Regions from separate parts of the Homo sapiens genome. Here region 1 is linked to region 2. The links are chromatin contacts, found by Hi-C or POLR2A ChIA-PET in ENCODE. All regions are on one chromosome and are shown on one strand. The core of a region is the stretch at or near the end of the contact, and the rest is flanking DNA. Distances in the headings are between cores, read along the strand shown.

Evidence for each region. Hi-C counts contacts between places; a loop is a spot of excess contacts on that map. ChIA-PET counts read pairs that join two places held with the same protein, here RNA polymerase II (POLR2A). Pooled maps may share reads with other maps.
Region 1: a loop to region 2 is called in a pooled map, with 2.8 times the contacts of the local background. The contact joins two enhancer-like sites. A Hi-C loop is called at or near these places in 15 of 37 single-sample maps with no recorded cell type and 7 of 50 pooled maps. POLR2A ChIA-PET finds 5 or more read pairs at or near these places in 1 of 52 experiments (OCI-LY7).

Annotation. Positions count from the first base shown.
Region 1 is chr7:22,422,437-22,427,929 of GRCh38, forward strand. All of the region lies in intron 4 of STEAP1B (STEAP family member 1B), which reads right to left. Among named protein-coding and RNA genes, the nearest start is that of RAPGEF5, 68 kb to the left of the region's middle. Within about 2 kb of position 4,140, at least 2 of the 41 ENCODE cell types and tissues checked have a DNase peak (open chromatin) inside an H3K27ac peak, as active enhancers do.
Region 2 is chr7:22,386,007-22,391,214 of GRCh38, forward strand. No RefSeq gene overlaps it. Among named protein-coding and RNA genes, the nearest start is that of RAPGEF5, 31 kb to the left of the region's middle. Within about 2 kb of position 1,850, at least 2 of the 41 ENCODE cell types and tissues checked have a DNase peak (open chromatin) inside an H3K27ac peak, as active enhancers do.

The DNA of each region.
Region 1 (5,493 bases), core at 2,890-5,389, 39 kb after region 2:
AACGTCACTGGAATATGCAAGGTGAGTCCTTGGAAAATAAACTTGCTTATTTGTGTAATTTTTTTTTTTTTTTTGAGATAGAGTTTCACTCTTATTGCCCAGGCTGGAGTGCAATGGCACAATCTTGGCTCATTGCAACTTCCGCCTCCTAGGTTCAAGTGATTCTCCTGCCTCAGCCTCCCGAGTAGCCGGGATTACAGGCACCCACCCCTAGGCTCGGCTAATTTTTTGTATTTTTAGTAGAGACAGGGTTTCACCATGTTGGCCAGGTTGGTCTCGAACTCCTGACCTCAGGTGATCCACCTGCCTCGGCCTCCTAAATATTTGCGTAATTTTTTAAAGGGGATTTTTATCCCACTATTTCAAAAAGATTTGAAGCAGTCACTGACAGTTTAAATCAGTCACATTAGTTTATCCTAGCATTTCATATGACAAAATCTCTAGGAAATGCTTATTTTTGTTCAGATGAGAAGAAAAAAGACAAAGCCTTACGGTGAAGGGTGTGAACGGAGATATTTGGAGAAAAGAGATCATAAAAAACTTCATTTAAATATGAATTTGATACAATAAAAAGACATCACAAACAAATGGGATAAGGGGAAATTATTTTAAATCCTTGCCTTACATTATAGAACAAAACAAAACAGAGACAAGTGAAGGAGCTCAGTGTGAAAAATTACAATGACAATGACAAGTGCTGGCAAGGATATAGAGAAACTGGAATATTGCTGATGAGTGTAAAATGGGGCAGCCACTTTGGAAGATAATTGGCTGTTTCTTAAAACGTTAAGCATAAATTTACCATATGTCCCAGCAATTCCACTCCTAGGTATCTACTTAAGAGAAATAAAAATATATGTCCACTCAAAATCTTGCACATGAATGTTCACAGTAGTCTTATTCATAATATCAAAAGGTGCAAACAACCCAAATGCCCATCAATGGACGAGTGAGTAAACATGGCACATCCGTCAGTGGACAATTATTCAGCAATAAAAAGAAATGGCATACTGATACATGCTGCAACATGTCTAAACCTTAAAAATATTGTACTAAGTAAAAGGACTCAGTCAAAAAAGACCCTATATTGTGTGATTCCATTTATATGAAACGTCCAGGAATAGGGAAATCCATAGAGACAGAAAGTTGACGTTTGCCTAGGGCTGGGGTTAGGAATGCAGAGTAGTTACTCAATTGAGCATGAGGTTTTTTTGGAAGGGGGTGATAAAAATGTTTTAAAGTTAGATTGTGGTGGAGTTTACACAACTGTGCAAGTTTGTTAAAAATCATTGAATTGTCTATTTAAAATAGGCCAGGCACAGTGTTTCACACTTGTAATCCCAGCACTTTGAGAGGCCAAGGCGGGCAAATCGCTTGAGTCCAGGAGTTCAAGACCAGCCTGGGAAACACAGGGAGACCCTGTCTGTACAAAAAATACAAAAATTAGCTGGGTGTGGTGGCACGCACCTGTAGTTCCAGCTAAATAGGAGACTGAGGTGGGAAGATCACTTGAGCCCAGGAGGTCAAGGCTGCAGTGAGCCGTGATCATGCAACTGCACTCCAGCCTGGGCAGCAGAGTGAGACCCTATCTCTAAAAAAGGAAAAATAATAAAATAAGTGAATTTATGGTATGCAAGTTATACCTAAATAACATTGTTAAAAATAAGTACTAATACCTTGACTACCTTCTATCGATCTCTGGTTCCCAAACTTACATTTAATGTGAAAAATAACAAAGGGATGATAGATAGCGATTTTACACATTGTAACACAAAATAAAATAAAACACAAAGAATAAATTGACAATAACACTTGCCATACGTAAGGCAAAAAGTTAATTTACTTAGTTTGTAAAGACTTCATAGAAATCTATAATAAAAACATAGTAAGATCTCAATATGTAAATAACAAAGGGCATGAACAAACTAGCTCACCACCCCTTTGAAAAATGACGAATAAACAAAGGAAAATATATTCAACCCTAAGAATAATCAGAAAATGTAAATTTAAAGAGCTATAATTGTCACCAATTAAAATAGGAAATATATTTTAAGAACATTATTTCATACTCATCTGGGCATGGTGGGACAAATCTCCTTGTATGCTGTTGGATTAAACATAAAGGAGGACATCATTTTAGAAATAAAATTTGGCCATTTGTCCCAGATACCTGAAAAATATCTACCACCTTTGGCTAAATAATTCCACTAGCTTAAGAAAATAATTTAGGATGTGGAAAAAACAGTGTACAGAGATGTTCAATTGAGGAGTATTTATAATAATAAATAATAGGGAACTACATGTCTCATTATCAGAGAACGTTTAAGTAAACTCTTCAACATTCATACCAAAGAATACCATTAAAAATGTCTGTGAAGAGTTGATAATAATATGGGAAAATACTTGAGTTATCATATTCAGTAAAGAAAAAAAATCACCAGAGTACAAATTGTTAAGTGAAAAAAAAAAAATCACATTAGGATACAGGATCATTTCAATTAATAAAAAATATGTAGAAAAAATGCTAGAAGGAACTAGACTAAAGTATTAAGTGTCACCACCTCTGGGTAGGTGAGATTTTCAAATATTCATTATAATAATATTTGTACAGTCATAACACATAATTTAATGCTCTTTTTAAAATGGAACTCTTCAAAGCAAAAGACCAAAGGTGGGTATTCCAGAATAGCTCATTGCCTGTGTCTCTAAGGTCATCATAACCTTACCTATCAAAAATCTGCCCTGGGTGAAGTGTCACAATGATTTGGTATGATACATTAAAATTTAACACATGGAACAGAATGCTGTACTCTGTACTGTTCATATACTTTTTAAAACAACTAACTGCTAGATTGGCAGCAGTAAGTTATTTTGCAAGACAAAGTTAGCAAGGCATCCACCAACTGGGGCCGTCCAGTATTATCCATGGCCTATATTTGTTGCATTTGATCATAGCCCAACAGAGCAATTGCTACCATATATCAAAAGCAACCCTGCAATTAAGTCAATTCAGGCCCAAAGTCAGTCAACGCAATGAGACAAATAAGGTTCATTAAAAAAACAGTCAGTTGGCATCATATGAAGCAAAACTGATTGACTGAACTTCTGAGTTTTCAACTGATTTGCATAGTGCTCTGAACACTGTAACTGGCAGCCATTTTGCTTAAAGTACAGACTGTTTCCTGTTACACTATTTCACCAGAGCCAATAATAACTTTTAAAAAATCTTCTATAATTATCAAGGTACCAATGTTTATATTCCAACTGACAACCACCCAAGGTGCAGCCTAAATGAACTGCAGGAATTGGAAGGAAATGGCCTCCTGCCTTAGACCCAGCAGAAATCCTTAAGAAAATAGGCCTTTCAGATTTGACTTCTAGAAAAATAGCAAAGGGGCAGATTCTGACAAACGCTATCCTGCTGAAATCAGCTACAATTCCCAGAACTACTTCCCATTACATATTCACAAATGGCTATTACAGCCCTTAGTGGCTACAAAAGTTTCCTTGGAACCCTGGAGACTGTTATGTTGCTACAGTTGTTTTTCTTCTTTTTTGTCCTTTCTGCCCAGAGATACTTATTAGACTAGGAACATCTGTACCATTAGACTCTCTAAAGGAAGTGGGGCAGCCACCAGCCCAATGTGGCCATCAAATACTGCCCTGGAGGTCAGAAATCCTAGGGTCTGGTCTTAGCAATTTCATTTACAGTAAAACTTTGGTTAAGTCAATCCTTTTGTCTCCTGGGCACTGCATAAAAAAATGAAAAGTTTGAATAGTTTAATATTCAGTAGTTTGGCAAACCAGATCATCTGAAATTCTTCCATAAAATACAAAACAAAATAATAATTGATTGAAATGTATAGTTAACATCACAAGAAAGTAAAGTAAATCCTCAAAGGACAAAAAAAAATGAAGTAAAAGCATGAATTCAGTATTTTTTTAAAATGTTAAAGGCAAGGTAGCCCTGGGAACACTTGAGTGTATTCACTCAGCAGGAAGACAAAAGATGAGGCCTTGGGCCCTTGAGGGTAGAAAATCAAAAGGCAGACACTCCCTTTCTCCACCCCAACTTCATAAGTTAAGTTAGATCTTCCAAAAAACTACCTACAGCTTCAGGGAAAAGGTAAATAACAGCAAAAACGAGAACAAAACTGTCACATGGGGCAGTGGCTTTGGGTAAAAGGGGAAGTAGTCCCCTGGAGAATTAGGAACTTCAAGCCAATACACATGCATTCATTCATCAAGTATTTACTGAACACCTATTAGTGCCTGTCTGTGAGCTAGACATTGGACATAGAGCAGTGAACACAGCAAGTAAGCCCTGCCTTGAAAGAGCTTATATTCCAACAGTGGAAGACAGACAAGAAGCAAACAAAAAGGATACGTCAGGCAATGATGCATGCTAAGAAGAAACATTAATAAGGGTAAGCCTATTAATAAGTGACTGGCTGGGCAGGTGTAAAATTTTACACGGTTTGGTGAAGGAAGGACTGCTGGATAATAATGTAACATCTGAGTAAGACTTGAAGGAAGTGAGAAAGTGATCCATGCAGGTGTTGAGGGGACGTCAAGTACAAACACCCCTACACCAGGCCTGCCTGAGGAATAGAGAGGTAGCTGGAGCAGAGTGAACCAAAGAAGAGGGAGAAGAGAGGGTCACAGAGACAGCAGAGGCCCAGGCCACAGAGGACCCAGTGGGCCATGCAGTGACCTGGAATTTATTCTAAGGAGACGAAAAGACCTTGCAGGATGAGTTAACGTGTAGAAGGCTCACTCTGAGTGCTGTGTGGAAAACCGACTGCAGGGGAGCAGGAGAGGAAACAGAACAGCAGTTATGGACAATAGGCCAAGCAAGAGGCAATGATTTATGACTGACACAACTTGATGTCATGGAGATGACAACCTGGCCTAACTGGAAGGGCCAAAAGGACATCCTGACTGATTGGAAGTGGGTTTCAAGAGAAGGAGATGATCAAAGGTGACTTCAGGATCATGGCCTGGCTAACTGGAATACAGCTGGTTTCTCTGAGATGGGAAAGGGTGGAAAAGAATAGGTAGATGAATTGGTGGAGGTCCCTAGTTTAGGCGTGGACATATTCACTTTGACAGCATCATGGAGCTACAGTTGGAGATACAATTATTAAAAGAAAATCTAAAGCCGTAAAAGGCTCATGTTAGCATAGAAGAAAGACTGAAAAACAGATGAACTAAACATCCAACCTAAGAGATTAGAGGTAGATATGGAAATTAATGTAAGCAAGTAGAAGGCAGGAAATGTTTACAAAAGGAATGAAGTGAGTAATAAATGTACCTTTGAGAGGCTCGATCCAACTAATGTTCAATCTTTGAAAAGAAACTGGTAAAATTAGCAAACCTCCAGCAAGACTGCCAAGGTAATGAGGAAAGGTACGAGTAGAGAAATAGTAGAAATCAAAGAACACAACAAATGATTTGAAAGAAAGCCATGCATGTTACTGCAAATCTGGCTCT
Region 2 (5,208 bases), core at 600-3,099:
CATTAATTGAATTAGGGCACAAACCCCAACTCTCCATTTCCCTCTTCCCCCAAGCCCCTGATAGCCTATGATCTACTTTCTCTCTCTGTAATATGTCTAGGTGTCTCATGAAAGTAGAATTGTATCGTATTTGTCTTCTTGTGATCAGCTTATCTCATTAGCATAATGTCTTCAAGGTTCATCCAAGTTGTAGCATGTGTCAGAATTTCATCCCCTTTTAAGGCTGAATAATATTCCACTGTCTGTGTATACCATAGTTTGTTAATCTATTTATTTGTTGATGGACTTTTGGGTTGCTGTGCCTTTTAGCTATTATGAATAATACTGCTATGAACATTGGTATACAAATATCTGTTTGAGATCTTGCTTTCAGTTCTCTTTGTTATGTAGCCAGTAGTGAAGTGGCTGGCTTATACGGTAATTTTATGCTTAATTTTTTTTTGAGGAACTGCCTGCCATACTCTTTTCCACAGTGGCTGTACCATTTTACATTTCCACAGCCATGCACAAGAGTTCCAGTTTCTCCATTTCCTTGCCAACACTATTATTTTCTATTTTTTCAATAATAGCCATTCTAGTGGGTGTGAAGTGGTCTCATTGTGGTTTTTGATTTGCATTGCCCTAATGATGAGTGATATTGAGTATTCTATTGCTTTTTGAATTGACTAACACTCCTTGGCTGGATAGTCAGTGCCCTGTAGCACTGCGTCACATCCTATATGAGCACCCTCTCTGCTTAGCTTTCTATTCTCCATCTTTCCTGAGGGGGGGCCTTTCTGTGCCATCCCTTGGCTCACCCCTACAGAGGCAGGGGATTTTGGCATAGTGCAGCTCAGCATCCCAGGATGCAGGTCAGGGTGAGGTAATAGGGAGACTATATCTGGAAGGGAAAATGGAAACTATCCACCATTCCAATACTTTAACAACTGCTATATATCCATCACAATATCTAGGACAATCATGGGCTCATGGTAGATCATGAATACTTATGTATTAGAATATATTTTTGCCAGATGTATTAAAGCAGAAGTTGGGGTTAAGCCTGTGAACTACCTACTTTACCTACAGTTTCAAATGGTTAATGTGGGTAACCAGTTACAGAATCACCCCTGCCATGACAGACAATTGTTTTGCCTTCCAGCAGTTATGAGTCCCATGCCATAATTCCCTCCTCTCACCATCAGTCCACAGGGTCAATACATGGATAATTGTTGAAACTGGACGATGGGGGGGGGGTACATAATCTTTAAATTTATGTACATTTAGAATGTTCCATAATAAAAAGTTGATTCAGATAAACATACCAGGCCTCATCACTGACTGTGTGATGGAACGGACCACCTATAGTCTTATTTATCCATCTATTTTTTGCATTGGGTAATTAACTTGAGATCTATGGGCAATTGTTATTAAATTTAATTTTTTTAATTATACAATTCTACAAAGTCTAATGCTTAAGGCAATTTCTATGTCTATGATGTATAAGCATAAATTATTTTATAGGTCATTATATATAGTCATTTTAATGTTATGCTTATTGTCTGATGAGTATATAAAATAACATTTAAATAGCATTTAAGTAACTCCTATAATTACACTGAAAAATGTTTCCCAGTGTTACTGAAATCGGTTGCAAATCTTAGATACATAAAGTACTAGAAAAGTAGCCAAAAAAAGAGACAGGGACTCAACATGCTGCCAAAAATAATAATAGAACCTTGAATGTTAAACAGCTTTTTAAAAAGCTCTTCTCTGGAATGAAATGCATTCACTCAAGTTGTTCTTCCCCATCCTCCTGCTTCTTGTTATAGACGTGCCTTGCTGGCTGACTTCCTGATCGGTTGGTGGGCCCAGTCCTACTGAGTCACCCGGCTGCAACTGTTGAGTATGAGTGTGTGGAGCTGGTGGAAACCAGGATGGAGAGTAGGCTGGAGACTGAGCACTTGGGAAAATTTTAAATTGGAAAAAAACCACAAATGAACGAAAGCACTGAGTTGCTGCTGTGAGGGCAATTTGCTCTCTGTAGGCATCACAAAATGTATTTGATGATTGAGGCCAAAATTGGTCTATTTGCTTTGTTTCTTTGGAGAAAAATGAGAATACCAAGGATCGTCCTCTGGTTGGCATCACGTTCCTCTGTGCACAGTTATTTTCTGTTACAAATGGTTTTTACAGGTCGTATAAGGGGTAATGGGCAAGAGTTAATATTTTTCTGTTGTCACTCTGGAAAGTACATCAGGATCTTTCATTTCAATCTGTCCCTCTAAGTCTGGTTGTCCCTTTTCATGTACTCAAAGGAAAGTTGGCATGGGGCCCAAAACATAGTATGGGGTGTACCGATCTCCTTGGTCTGACCAGTTCAGCTTGGACCCTAGAGAAGCTCAGCCAGTGTGGACCAATTTGTGAAGAAGGCCACCCAGTGCTTTCGTCTAGGAAATGTTCCTAAAGTCAAGTCCATGTTTCAGTGAGTCTCCTCAGTTTTAAGAGGAGGCACAGAATGCCACAACTTCTAAGCTGCCTGCTTTTTAAAATGTTAATAAGTCATTAAAATTAGATAAGACAAGGCCGGGTGCAGTGGCTCACCCCTGCAATCCCAGTACTTTGGGAGGCCAAGGCAGGCAGATCACCTGAGGTCAGGAGTTTGAGACCAGCCTGGCCAACGTGGTGAAACCCCGTCTCTACTAAAAATACAAAAATTAGCCGAGTGTGGTATTGCGCACCTGTAATCCCAGCTACTCAGGGGAATTGCTTGAATCCAGGAGGCGGAGGTTGCAGTGAGCTGAGATCACGCCACTGCACTCCAACCTGGGCAACAGAGTGAGACTCGGTCTCAAAAAAAAAAAAAAAAATTAAATAAAACAGTGTGCTTAAAGCATGCAGCACTGTGTCTAGCACACTGTAAAAGTCAATAAATGTTAGCTCTTATTTATGATTATTCTAACTATGAGCACAACGAACTTTATTCTAAATTACTTATTCACTTAGCAAACAACTATTGAGTACCTACCATATGTCAAGCACAGTTTTAGTCAATATGGATGTGGCAGTGTACAATCGAGCCAAGATCCCTGCTCTCAACAAATGGACATGCTTTGAAAGGGAAAACACAATACATTGTTCAACTAAATAATTCCTTTAACAATTGTCATAAATAAAACAAAATGAGAGAGTGGGGATAGAGAGTGACTGAGGGGAATAGGATGGGGAGAAAAGTTGACTCTAGATGGAGTGACCAAGGAGAGCTTCTCCCCAGAAGGGATTGGATGGTGAGATGGAGTTGCCATGTGAAGATGCAGAGGTGCGGTAACCCAGGCAGAGGGAACAGTAAGAGAAAGGCCCTGAATAGACCCCATCTCAACACTGAGCCCTCTTACCACATGCAGTGGATGTCAGGCTGCAGGCCTCTTTGCTGTCCTTTCAATAGTTTCCGTGTTCAAGGCATTTAAGTACTCAACCTGCAATCAGATTAAATTGCTGCCAGAAGAGCTGTGGTCCTTAGGTGAAAACTCACCCATTTCTACAAGTAATGTAGAATTTTTAGTTTAAGCAAGCATGAGAAATGACTCCTTGAATAAGCAGTGCTTGATTGTCACTATTGCCCATTTCACTGGAAGAGCCCACCTTCCATCTTGGGACCAGGCCCATAACTCACTGCTACTCAAATCACAGAGGTAAGAACCAGCAGATGAGATAGGTTGGCTCCTGCTCTGCCAGTAAGTAACCTGCTATTTGCTCTTAACAGGTCACGTAGACCTTCTGTGACTTTGTTTGGTCATCTGCAAAACCAGAGGAATGGGTTACACCAGTGCATGTAAAACTTTCATGTGCCTTCCCATCTCCTGAAAACTTTGTTACCTGCAGACTCTGTCTCAGGAGTGTGGGGCAGGGCCTGGGATTCTGCATCTCTAACCAACTCCCAGGTAATGCTGAGGCTGCCCACCCTCAGACCACACTTTTGAGTATAGAGAGTTTAGATTAAGTACCTTCTAGCTCTAAATCTAGGAGTCTGCATTCCAAGCTTACTAGGACTTGAACTTCAAGTCCTTGAACTGATCTTAATCACATAAAAACCTGTGATGACCAAGACAGGTATGAGCTTCCTGCAATAACCAAGCTGTGCTTCCTTCTGGGTTGTCCAACCGTTGCAAGTCAAGATCACTGCCTCACCTTAGCTACCTGGTACTGCAACACCTATGCATCCTGTGGCAGGACTGGTGAAACTCATTATCACTTATCAAAATTGATATGATGAAATGAGGAAGCTTCGATTTCATAAATGTGCCAACATTCGGGCTGGGATGGAATGGTTTGTTTCCCCGAATAAGCTATAAAAACGGAACACAATAATTTAATTGACATTATTTGATGGATGAATGTAATCACTGAGTGAGATTCTTTTAAAATCACACCAAATTCCATACAGTTCTGGAAGTTCAGTGAAAGATGTTATTGTTGATTTTACTTTAATTACTCCTGCTGGGATTTACCTTGAGCGGGTTATTAGGCAGGTAACAAATCTAGATTTTTTTAAGAGTGGAAAATCCTTCAACTCTTCTGAGCAATATCAGTGTCCCCTTGGCTTCTTATCCCTAAAAGACATAGCTGAGGTGGTCAGTTTCCCGTGGCTCTCAGAAGATCTGCTCTCTAACAGGCCAGAGGAAGCAGAAGCATGATGACAAATAACTCAGGAAATGACAGACTTTTGTTGCACTATTTAGAGAAGGGAAGAAAGGTAGCATAATAGGGCACACTGTCATTGTCATAAGAATGGTTTACATTTGAATATCACCTCACAGTTTTTAAAGTGTTTTCAGGAAGTGACTATGGTTATCACCATTTTATGATGGAAGACTGCAGGCTAGAGGGAGCTGTGAACTGATAATTGATAAACAGAGCATCTGAACTCAGGTCTTCTATCCAGTGTAATTTTCAGCCTGTGGATAATCCTCCAATTACAGAACCTGAACCCAGTCTTTACGCGTTTTCCCAAGCTCACAGAGCATGGCATATAGAGGAAGAACAAGATTCTATCCAGTTCTGTTGATTCTCAGATTGACATCCTCTATTGTCAACCCCAAGACCTGTGATTACCTTTGTTGGACTGTTAGGACTACACAATCTATATTTCCCATCAAACATGCTCTCCTGTAGAGAGTTCCTTGGGGATAGACTGAGCCTAGCCAGATGTCAATAAATGGCATAAGATAA